3 separate regions of the Homo sapiens genome follow, and all the other regions are linked to region 2. Evidence: chromatin contacts called from ENCODE Hi-C or POLR2A ChIA-PET data. All regions are on one chromosome and are shown on one strand. The core of a region is the stretch at or near the end of the contact, and the rest is flanking DNA. Distances in the headings are between cores, read along the strand shown. Region 1 holds the start of SRP72 (signal recognition particle 72). Region 2 holds the start of OCIAD1 (OCIA domain containing 1). Region 3 holds the start of AASDH (aminoadipate-semialdehyde dehydrogenase).

What was found. A loop is a pair of places that touch in the nucleus more often than their neighbours do. ChIA-PET counts read pairs that join two places held with the same protein, here RNA polymerase II (POLR2A). Pooled maps may share reads with other maps.
Region 1: a loop to region 2 is called in a map of psoas muscle, with 9 times the contacts of the local background. The contact joins the promoter of SRP72 here to the promoter of OCIAD1 in region 2. A Hi-C loop is called at or near these places in 1 of 168 maps with a recorded cell type or tissue (psoas muscle) and 4 of 50 pooled maps.
Region 3: a loop to region 2 is called in a pooled map, with 13 times the contacts of the local background. The contact joins the promoter of AASDH here to the promoter of OCIAD1 in region 2. A Hi-C loop is called at or near these places in 4 of 50 pooled maps. POLR2A ChIA-PET finds 5 or more read pairs at or near these places in 2 of 52 experiments (CD8-positive, alpha-beta memory T cell and activated naive CD4-positive, alpha-beta T cell).

The regions. Positions count from the first base shown.
Region 1 is chr4:56,466,261-56,469,711 of GRCh38, reverse strand. SRP72 (signal recognition particle 72) reads right to left here and starts at 2,095. Exons shown (of 19, transcript NM_006947.4): 1 at 1,968-2,095; 2 at 1-59. The coding sequence starts at 2,076. LOC124900706 (a long non-coding RNA gene) reads left to right here and starts at 2,154. Exons shown (of 2, transcript XR_007058126.1): 1 at 2,154-2,620. RefSeq lists an enhancer at 2,041-2,250.
Region 2 is chr4:48,829,378-48,832,719 of GRCh38, reverse strand. OCIAD1 (OCIA domain containing 1) reads right to left here and starts at 1,632. Exons shown (of 9, transcript NM_017830.4): 1 at 1,471-1,632; 2 at 38-100. The coding sequence starts at 95. RefSeq lists enhancers at 716-1,278, 1,279-1,842, 1,685-2,064.
Region 3 is chr4:56,385,680-56,388,904 of GRCh38, reverse strand. AASDH (aminoadipate-semialdehyde dehydrogenase) reads left to right here and starts at 1,414. Exons shown (of 15, transcript NM_181806.4): 1 at 1,414-1,543. RefSeq lists enhancers at 1,070-1,119, 982-1,488, 1,150-1,519, 1,489-1,996.

The sequences.
Region 1 (3,451 bases), core at 846-3,345, 7.6 Mb before region 2:
GATAAGGCATACCACTTTACAATGCAGGGCAGTTACGTCATCTTTGTTGATCTGTAGTACTAGAGAACAATTTTAGGAAAAGTCATTTTTAAATCCATTTCCTTTTCACATTTTTACTAAATTTTCCCACCCTGTCTCTCCGAAAGCTAAATTTCTACTTTTATTGCAACAGAAATAATTGGTCAGAACAACTGGAAGAAACAGCAACAAAACAAAACAAACCCAGAAAACAACTAATCTTTGCTTTTAACTTAAGAAGTGACAATAAGGAGAGTTATAGATTAAATTTTCAATGAGATAAAGATTCCCAATATACATGTACCAAAAAAGTGCAGTGAAATAAAGAAGAAAGAAGCAATTTCTCCAGATATTTCATCTTGAAATGCATGCTACATTCTACATAGTTCATTACTTCACAGGGAAAAAGTTCAGGTAGAATTTGGAAGCAAATGACCTAGGTTTGGTGCAAGCTTGCCACTAAATGCTTTGAGGTATTGGGCATATCACTTAACAGCCAAATCTCAGTTTTCTTAGCTACAAAATGATTAGAAAAGCATTACCTATTTAATAAGGTTACTGACAATATGAAATGAATATTTTGGAAAAATCTTATAAAGTATAATACAAAGGCAATTTATCTTGCTGGCAACGTTTCCAAAAATCATTAAAATTTCCCCTTTTCAACTAAGATGACCAAAGTATAAGGAAGAACTCAGGTGGCAAGTTTCAACGCTAACAACTGTTCGGTGTTAAAATGACCAGGATCATAGTTACTCTTGCTCCTGTGCAACTACAGAAGTCCAATTCTCAAAGAATCACAAGAATTTCTACCAATTAAGAAAACATACTGGTAAACAAGTTGACAATCTTTGCTGATTAAAGAATTCCTGCAAAATACTATACTAAGTATACAGTACTGGTTGGAAGGCTAGAGTTAATTCAAACAAATTTAGGGATCAAATAATTCTAATTCGTAGCTATTTTCCTCAATGTCTGAAATCACCAAAAGTGCACTGTGGGCACAATCACTACTTTTCACGTTAACCCAGTACTAGAGTGTTGAAAATTACTTAGATAGCTTTGCATGTTACTGACACACCTTTTAGGTTACTGCTACTCTGAACAGCTAAGCCCTGCCTTGGTAATTACATTTCCAAATCTAACATGCACAGGCTGTATCTTCAGTAGAGAAGAACTGCGCACCACCGAGAACATTAAGCAGCATGGCCATATTCCAGGTATGTAGTAAGGAACAAAAGAATATGATGAATTAAACCTCACACCAAAGGCGGTAAAAACCGAAATCATCCCTTACAGGGCAAAAAAACAGGCCAAACTTTTCTTCCGACATTATTTCAAGTGTTGGTGCTTCCACACACATATTTCCTAACTTAATAACACTGAAGAGATCTCATCTATGGGAATGACAGGCCTGACATCCAGATCCAGCCCTTTCCTCTCGCCCCGTAGAACCCGTACAGCTTCCACCTGGTTAGCACCAGCCTCTAAACTACGTGTCCCAAGCAGGTTCCTCCCCCTTTAGCGGCCAAAGAGAACAAGCTCCCTCAGCAATAGAGTCCTGATCACTGCGCTCAAGACGAAGAAGAAAAGGAGGCACTTTGGAATATTTGTGAAATAAAGCAGCAAAGGAGTCAAATAAGAAAACAGTTTGAAATGGACTCCGGGAGCTGCGGTCTCTTTAAAACCTTCCCTCGCTTCCCGCGGAGGGTAAAAAGAGAAGTACACGTGGCTGTAAGCAACCAGGGACCCCAGGCTGGCCTGGTGAAGCCGAGGAGTGAGACCTGCGTCTTCCGGGCGCTAGGGCCCGAGCCGGGCGGACAATAGACGGGGGGGTTTCGGGGGTCTCCCCTTCCCGTGCCTCCCGCGCGAGGTGGTCTCGCGCGCCGGAAACAGGCCGCATCCTCCAGCCGGCCTGGGCCCGCCCCAGTGCCCACCCCGACACTTACTCTTATTGACGGTCTTGAGAGCGCGCGTGAAGTCGCCGTTCTGGCCATACCGGTTCACTTCACTCCACAGCGCAGGTACTGACACCCCCCCGCTGCCGCCGCTCGCCATCTTGGAGGAGACGAGGGGCGGGGCGGGGAGACCTCTGCCCCGGAACAGGATCTCCGAGGCAGCCAAGAGGAGGAGGAAGTCGATGATTGCTAAGCGTCGCCGAGTTGGGAGTGTCTTCAGCCCTAAGGCAGCATCAGAGATCATAATCTTCTGCTCTCGTGGCAAGAAATTTGTGCGGATAGAGTTGATACACCTCACTTGAAGTTGGCCTGGAGAAAAGAGGCGTCGGACTCCTGGACGGGGTTGGGAAACGGTCACCAGTTTCGGCTCAAAGCAGCCTGTTTCCAGGAGACCGCCATGGTCGAGGCAGCGTCCTGGTCCCACGGTGCGGGGCCGGACGATCATTTATGGGATATAAATAAAAGGACTATGAGGTGGTAAATAAAAGACTACCAACTAGAAGCCATAGGGAGTCATTTGAAGGAGAAATAGGCACGGCTCATCTGTGGTTGAGGGAAAGGGATCTTGAAAGATGATTAGGAGAACTTGGGTTCTGGGGAAAGTGCGGGAAGACATTCTGGCAGAGAAGCAAACGTGAGGAAAGGTAAGAAGGCAAGAATCTCCCATTACAAAGGGTTTGGTGAAACCCTTTGCCTGTCCTTTTCGCTCCCTTCGGGAGCAGTCGGCAATAAGCTGGAAGGGTAATGGGGTGAAAATGCCCGTGGTCAGTTCCCTGGCTCTGCGACTCACTAGATGTCTGACAATAAACAAGTTACTTAGCTTCTGGGAGTCTGTTTTCCCGATTGTGAAATGGGGATACTATATTTGTTCTAGAGATATAAAATATTAGGGTTTGCTTGCGACCGTTAATATCAAGATGTGTTCAGATGTACGAAGGGAATGGATATCTGTTGGGTACACTTGATGTGAGTGATTTTTTTTTTTTTTTGAGACGGGGATCTTGCCGTGTTGCCCAAGCTGGTCTGGAACTCCTGGGCTCAAGCAATCCTCCCACCACAGCCTCCCCAAGTGCTGGGATTACAGGCATGAGCCACCACACCAAGACGATGTGAGTGATTCACTTGATGTGAATGTTGTATTTCATTGAATGGCCTGCTCTTCAGACTCATATCTCGTCATGACCTTTACAACTTCTACTACTTCCTGTGTCCCTCAGGAACCTAGCTTTTTTTTTTTTTTTTTTTTTTTTTTTTTGAGACGTAGTCTAGCTCTGTGACCCAGGATGAACCTCACTGCAATCTCCACCTCCTGGGTTAAAGCGATTCTTTTGCCTCAGCCTCCCAAGTAGCATGAGCCACCACGCCCGGTTAATTTTTGAATTTTTAGTAGAGATGGGGTTTCACTGTGTTGGCCAAGCTGGTCTCAAACTCCTGACCTCAAGTGATCCGCCCTCTCTCAGCCTCCCAAAGTACAG
Region 2 (3,342 bases), core at 383-2,882:
AAGTGCTTCTAATTATAAATACTTAATAGATAGTTACGGGGAATTGGTCTTGGAACCTCTGCATTCGGCTCTCGAAAATCAGCCCTCCCATTCATCTTTCCTGTATCAAAAACATTACATATTAAGTATTAGAAACTATCACTAGATAGGTCAAAGTAAATCAAGACGTATGATATAGTAAAACTACTAGTCTACACAGCAATCAATCAACAAATATTTATTAAACACTACTATATCTTACGTACTCCACATGTAAATAGCTAGATGAAAAAGTAACAGACCTACTGATTAATTTGGAACTCACTATTCAGGTTAAGTCCCTTAATTGAAAAAGCATATGCGTTTTATAAGTTTATAATTTTTTTTACTATCAAGATATCAATAAAATAACAGACATATTTTTTCCTCCTGGAAGTGGGTTCTTTCACATCCTATGTTTTGGTCGTTTCTCGAATCTATGCCCAATGATTAGGATAATTCCCCAAAATAGAAGAGAAAAAAAATTTCAAGTCATTTCTGAGCTTCCATATTAAAAAATGAAATAATCATCAGAAACATTCAACCTCTCCCACAAAGGAGCACTCCAAAATTATGGAATAACAAAGACGACATATCCTTCTCCCTGTGAGGTAAAACTAACAGCAAATTCTGTATCTCCAAATTTCCTTCCACCCCAAGAATATAAGAAAAAAATGCATAAAATTCCAAGAATATACATTTTTTATTTGGTTCTTTTTTTAAAAACTCATATATTGGGACTCAGACCAACAGATCAAGTAACCGTATTTTACAGAACGTTTACGTGGGATCATGATTATTCTCATTTTAAAAACAATTTGCATGGAAACAGGAAATGGCATACACAATGAGGACAGCAACTGAGCCCTTCCATAATTCATTCAGTCAATAAGCCATGAAGGCCTACTACATGCCAACCCCTTAATTAGAGAAAAGAAATAAAAAAGGTCAGCTGAATTCATGGATGGATGGAGCCTGCTGAATAAACTACCTTTACCCTACAACCGTATGAGAAAAAATGAAACCCTCTTATTTCCCATAACGGCATCCTTCCTAGAAACACCAGGAAGACTGTCAGGGCTGACACGGCGCTTAAGACAATACCATTTTAAGTTCTTTACACAAAACAACGCTGGATTAAAGCCTAAGCGGCCTACAACCGCTGATTACCGCACTCCATCCTCCACCCAGTGTCCGTCTCCCACCTGCCGTTACAGACTGAGCAGCAACCCCACACGCATCCGTGACCACGAACTTCCCCAGCTCACACCCCCAGAAGCACTCCGTCGCCTCCCGCAGTCACCGGCACTCAGGAGGCCGAGACCCGAGCGCGATCTGTCCACCCTCACAGGCAGGAAAATGGCGGAAGGTGCGAAAGTCGTGGATGGCCGCAAAGGTGGTGAGGGGATACGCGGAGGGCAACAACGGGGCTGTTTGCGTCACCTCACCCACCTCCCGACGACAGCAGCAGGCGACTGCAAGGAAAACCAAGCGATCAGGGGCAGAAGGCCCGGAGGGTGGACTCGAGAGGGGGCAGGGAGGGAGAAAAGTGCAAGGTACCGCGGGGAGGGGGAGGGGTAGAACAGCCGCAAGAAGTCATCCAGACAGGGGCTCAAAATGACCGCGACCCGGAGGCACTGTATACTTACGGCAGGAAATGACGTCAGACCTCACTGCGGGTCTGAGAGCCAGCAGCCTAGGAATAGACGCATGCGTATACTCGTCCCTTTGCCCTTTCAGGCAGCTGCGGCCACGAGCCGCACTGCGACTGCGCAGGCGACAGCGGCGGACCAAGAACCCTGCCCCGCCCCTTCCCTGGATGGCGGGGAAGGGGGTTGGGAGTAGGCTTGACTTTGGGCTGTTGTGATGCACCTCTCTGGTCTTCTCGTGGCGGCTGGCGGGAACGTTCCGGAACCCTCTGTTGTCCCTCTTTTGAGAGCGACTTTATAAATTATCTCTTTTATGAGATAATTTCATTCTTTGAGCCTGTAGGCTAAGTAGTAGAAAGTAATTTTTAAGCATGCATACCTGGTTATTTGTCACACCCTCTTGATCCAAGTTTCCAACAAGTTCTACAACCTCTGGCAGGGTACCGTGATCTCTCTGAGGCTACGGTTTTTCTCACCTGAAAAGTGGAATTACATATAGGGTTGTTAGAATTAAAACAACACATCACTGTCTATTAATGAGGGGGCTCACGACTTCTACACATCAGACATGGTGCTGCCACACCCAGCCAATCAGCATTTTACTCATTTTCATACATTCCTTCCTGAAGTATTTATTAGTGCCATGTACTGCAAGTTATTAGTGACTAAACAGTGGGCAAATCCAGTCCTACTATTTGTCAACCCCTCAAAGCCTCTCAGGTTTCTCATCTCTTTCTGAGCCCCTTTGCCACTTTATCATTTAACATTTATTCTCCCGAAGACATACTTAAGGGAGACAGTCACGTGAAACGAATCCAACGCTGTGTTTCCTTCCTTGGAGTCTTTTGATAGCTCCAGTCATGCACCGAATATAAGGCCCATCATGGCCTGGTGGTGCCTGTGCCTTTTGAGCGTCACTTTCTTCTATTTCAGGGTTCACTAACAAGAAACAGCCTGGAGGTCTTTGCCCTCAGTGTTCTCTGTGCACTGTTTCCCCAGTACAACTCTACTCCCTGCTTTGTCAATTCTAACGATATTTCAAAATTCTGCTTTTACATCACCACCTTTGTGATGCCTTCCCTGAAATACACCCCAGAGAAGTAATCACTCTTCCTTCTTAGTCCTTAGCTTGTCCATACTGCTGTCACTGCAATGTACTTTTGCACTGAATAGTGATCTTTTTTACTTACGTCTGTCTCTGTTACAGAGCTCCTTTAGGACAGAGATGTTGGCTTGTAAGTCTTTATAGAACCAAATAAATCCCTGAGATAATCAGTATTAGTAACTAATACTCATTTTGTTCCTGGGACAAGCTAATTTACTTCTGGGCCCAGGGCTTGTGCAATTGCTGTTCCCTCTTCTAGACCACTGTTCTTCCAGATGTTCAACGTGGCTTTTTGTCTGAGACTTCAGTTGATGTCACCACATCAGAGAGGCATTCCTTGACCACCCAATTAACATGGCACCCCAGTCACTCTCCATGTTACCTTGCTTATTGTTTTCATAGTATTTGTTATGGTCTAAAACAATGATTTGTTTGTGTATTGTCTCTCTTCACTAAAAAGGTCTATGACAGTAGGAGCCGTATTTGCCTAGCATCAGTGATTGGCACATGATCATATGAAGCCAACAAATATTTCTTAAATGAATTTGTTGAATGCATTTTTATAGGAGA
Region 3 (3,225 bases), core at 165-2,664, 7.6 Mb before region 2:
AAAGGAAACTTGAGGGAAATAGATACTGCAAGGGAAGAAAAACTTTAAAAAAGGTATCATTAATATCAGAGAGTTGGATGATGATACTGGAATAATAAAACATCATTTTGGCAGCAATTCAGAGTCAATCAGAGGCAAACAAAACTGAAAACGTTTTAGGAAAAAGCTGACCAAGAAGACCTGAACTAAAGTAGCAGTAATGGCGATGAACATGACACTTAAAAAACGCAGGTTCTAGGCCCCTCACTAGAAAACTAGGGGATGAACCTCCGGGGATGGAGTCCAGGAATTTGGAATCTTCTAAAACATCACCACCGGCAATTCTGATGTAGCCAGCTGGGTGCTGGTCTCAAGACTGAGAACTAGAGGACATAGGGTCTAATCGGATGTAAGAGGTTAAGAAAGTGGGAAGGTTGATAACTGTCTGGCTGGGTGGATGATGGTGTCATCCCAACGTAGAAACATAGAAACATAGACAAGATACACTTTTGCCCACTTCCAACCTAAATACATAAATAAGGCTGTGTTAGTTTGAGTAGTCCATGGTACATCTTGGAAAAGTATAGTTGGCATGTGGAGATATTTTTTGCTTAGATTAGAAGCACAGTTTCTTGTCACCAACAACTACGGCTGCGAGAGCGTCCTATGCTTTTTTCTCACGTACTGTTTTGATGCAGAGCTGTCTTCGCAGTCCCTCCCCCGGCTAAAACCCCCCAAACAAAAAAATCCCGATTATTCTGCCACCAGACAGTAGCTTTAAAACACCTCTGTTATTGCCCTTGACGCTTATTGTAATAATTGACATGTCTCCAACTGTAACAATTCCCTTGGAAACAGAAAGTTCTATTCAGGCATATAGTTTACAAAACTCCACCTCGGACCTGCTTTAATTTCTTTACAGGTCCTACTAAATGCTCCTGTCAAATTCCTTAGTTATCGTTTCAATCTGCTTCCCAATTAAAATGTCAGCATCATGATGACAGGAACGTCGTTTGCAGGCGTCACTGCTGCAGCCATATCTCCAGCACGTTTCCAGAAAATGTCATTGGTTGAAAGCAATAACTCTCCTATTTCACAATGATTTCATCTCTCTTCACATCAACCCTAGGTGATGTTTTTATTCTCACCTTATGAACGAGAATACTGCGGCTCAAAATTCAAGAGTCTTGCCCAGAGTTTTTTGGCAAGTACGAAAGGGTTATGGCTCCAAACTGGTTAGCTCCGAAGTCCTTGCAAACCCTGTCCGAGACCATGCGCGACCCCAAGGAGCGCCTGAGCAGATAACCAAAAGTGAAAAAGCCTATAGACCTCTTCACTCAAGTTAGCGCCTCGGCTTCAGGAGAGGCAGCGCCAGCTCCACGCAGCCGGCCCGGGGTCGCTCGCACTGACGTCACGTAGCGACGCGGAAGATTTACGTATGGTGCCTCGCTCTGGGATAGCTTTACGGCTTCTGGGAGCTGCTGCTTCGCTGTGAGAAGTATCCGCGACGAGCTATCCGGGAAAGGGCCGAATGCGATCAAACCTAATCCGCGAGACTTGCTAAGTGAGTCGCGGCAGGGCGCGGTGTCCGGCGGGGGTCTGTGTGAAGGAGGCGAAGTGCCGCTAGGCCTGAGCCTGCTTCCACATACATTTGCTCAGCTTCAGGACCACTGCCTGACCTCGGATTTGATACATCGGGGTCTGGCGTGCTGGTGTGGTGCAGACTAACCCTGACCTGTGTGTACACTCCTGCGTCACTAGCCTCCGCCCCTCCATTCAAATGGAAATAAGTGTGCTCCGCGCTCAGCTACCCCCTAGAGTGGTTTCGAAGAGCAATGAAGAAATGTTTAGGAAGCTGTAAATTGCATTGTTACTCGTTGCATACCGTAAATTTAGAAGCCGGGGAATTGGGAAAATAAAGTTTCTAGATTATTTATCCATTTTTAAAACAGCCAGTGGCCTAGAGAGAGGCCCCATAGCAATTGAATTTGCTGACACTCTTAAGATCTTTGTTGACTAAATAGCAGCTTCTACAGTTGTAGCAAGTAAATTTATTCCTTTTACATGTAAAATCTGCTTACCAGAGTTTGCTTTTTTTTTTCCTTTTTTTTTTTTTTTTTTTTTTTGAGACGGAGTCTCGCTCTGTCGCCCAGGCCGGACTGCGGACTGCAGTGGCGCAATCTCGGCTCACTGCAAGCTCCGCTTCCCGGGTTGACGCCATTCTCCTGCCTCAGCCTCCCGAGTAGCTGGGACTACAGGCGCCCGCCACCGCGCCCGGCTAATTTTTTGTATTTTTAGTAGAGACGGGGTTTCACCTTGTTAGCCAGGATGGTCTCGATCTCCTGACCTCATGATCCACCCGCCTCGGCCTCCCAAAGTGCTGGGATTACAGGCGTGAGCCACCGCGCCCGGCCTTTTTTTCCTTTTTAAGGTCTCAAACATTTGGGCATTAATAAGTTTAGTATTCTCTACTGCAGAGAATGTTATTTGTGATTCAATGAATGAAAATGAAAACCTGAGACAAGAAGAATGGATTTTACCTTAAATGTCTGTAGCAACCATTGGGAAAATGGAAAGAAACATCTTAATTATCGTATAGATGTGTAGGTACCCTTCTGCGCTACCTGTATGTTGCGAAATGAACTCATTCCTCATAATTTAAGCGCCTGCTGCAGAAAGCCTCCCTTATATTTACATAATGATCATTGTATGTCTGAGGAAAGCTTAAAATTGTATCTTGTGCATTAAAAAGAGCTAATATTTATAGAAATGCCTACTAAAAATAAATAATGTAAGTACTAAAGTTGCCTTATATGTTTAAACTGTATATTTAGAAATCACAGCATTTTCAAACTTATGGGTCTTGGCAGTTATTGGTTCATTTTACTCTCTTTAGGATTTCTTTTTCCTAATTGATGTTAATTAGTTGATATAAATGAAAATTTTGAGTCAGGAAATCAATTCAAATAGGTGTGAATAAATTAAAAAAAAAAAAAGAAAGAAAAGAAAACTTGACTCGGCCGGGCGCGGTGGCTCCGCCTGTAATCCTAACATTTTGGGAGGCCAAGGTAGGTGGATCACTTAGGTCAGGAGTTCAAAACCAACCTGGCCAACATGGAGAAACCCTGTGTCTACTTAAAAAAAAATAACAAAAACAAAAATTAGTTGGACATGGTAGCGCGCACTTGTAATCCCAGCTACTCGGGAGCTTGAGGTGGGAGAATCGCTTGAATCTGGGAGGCAGAG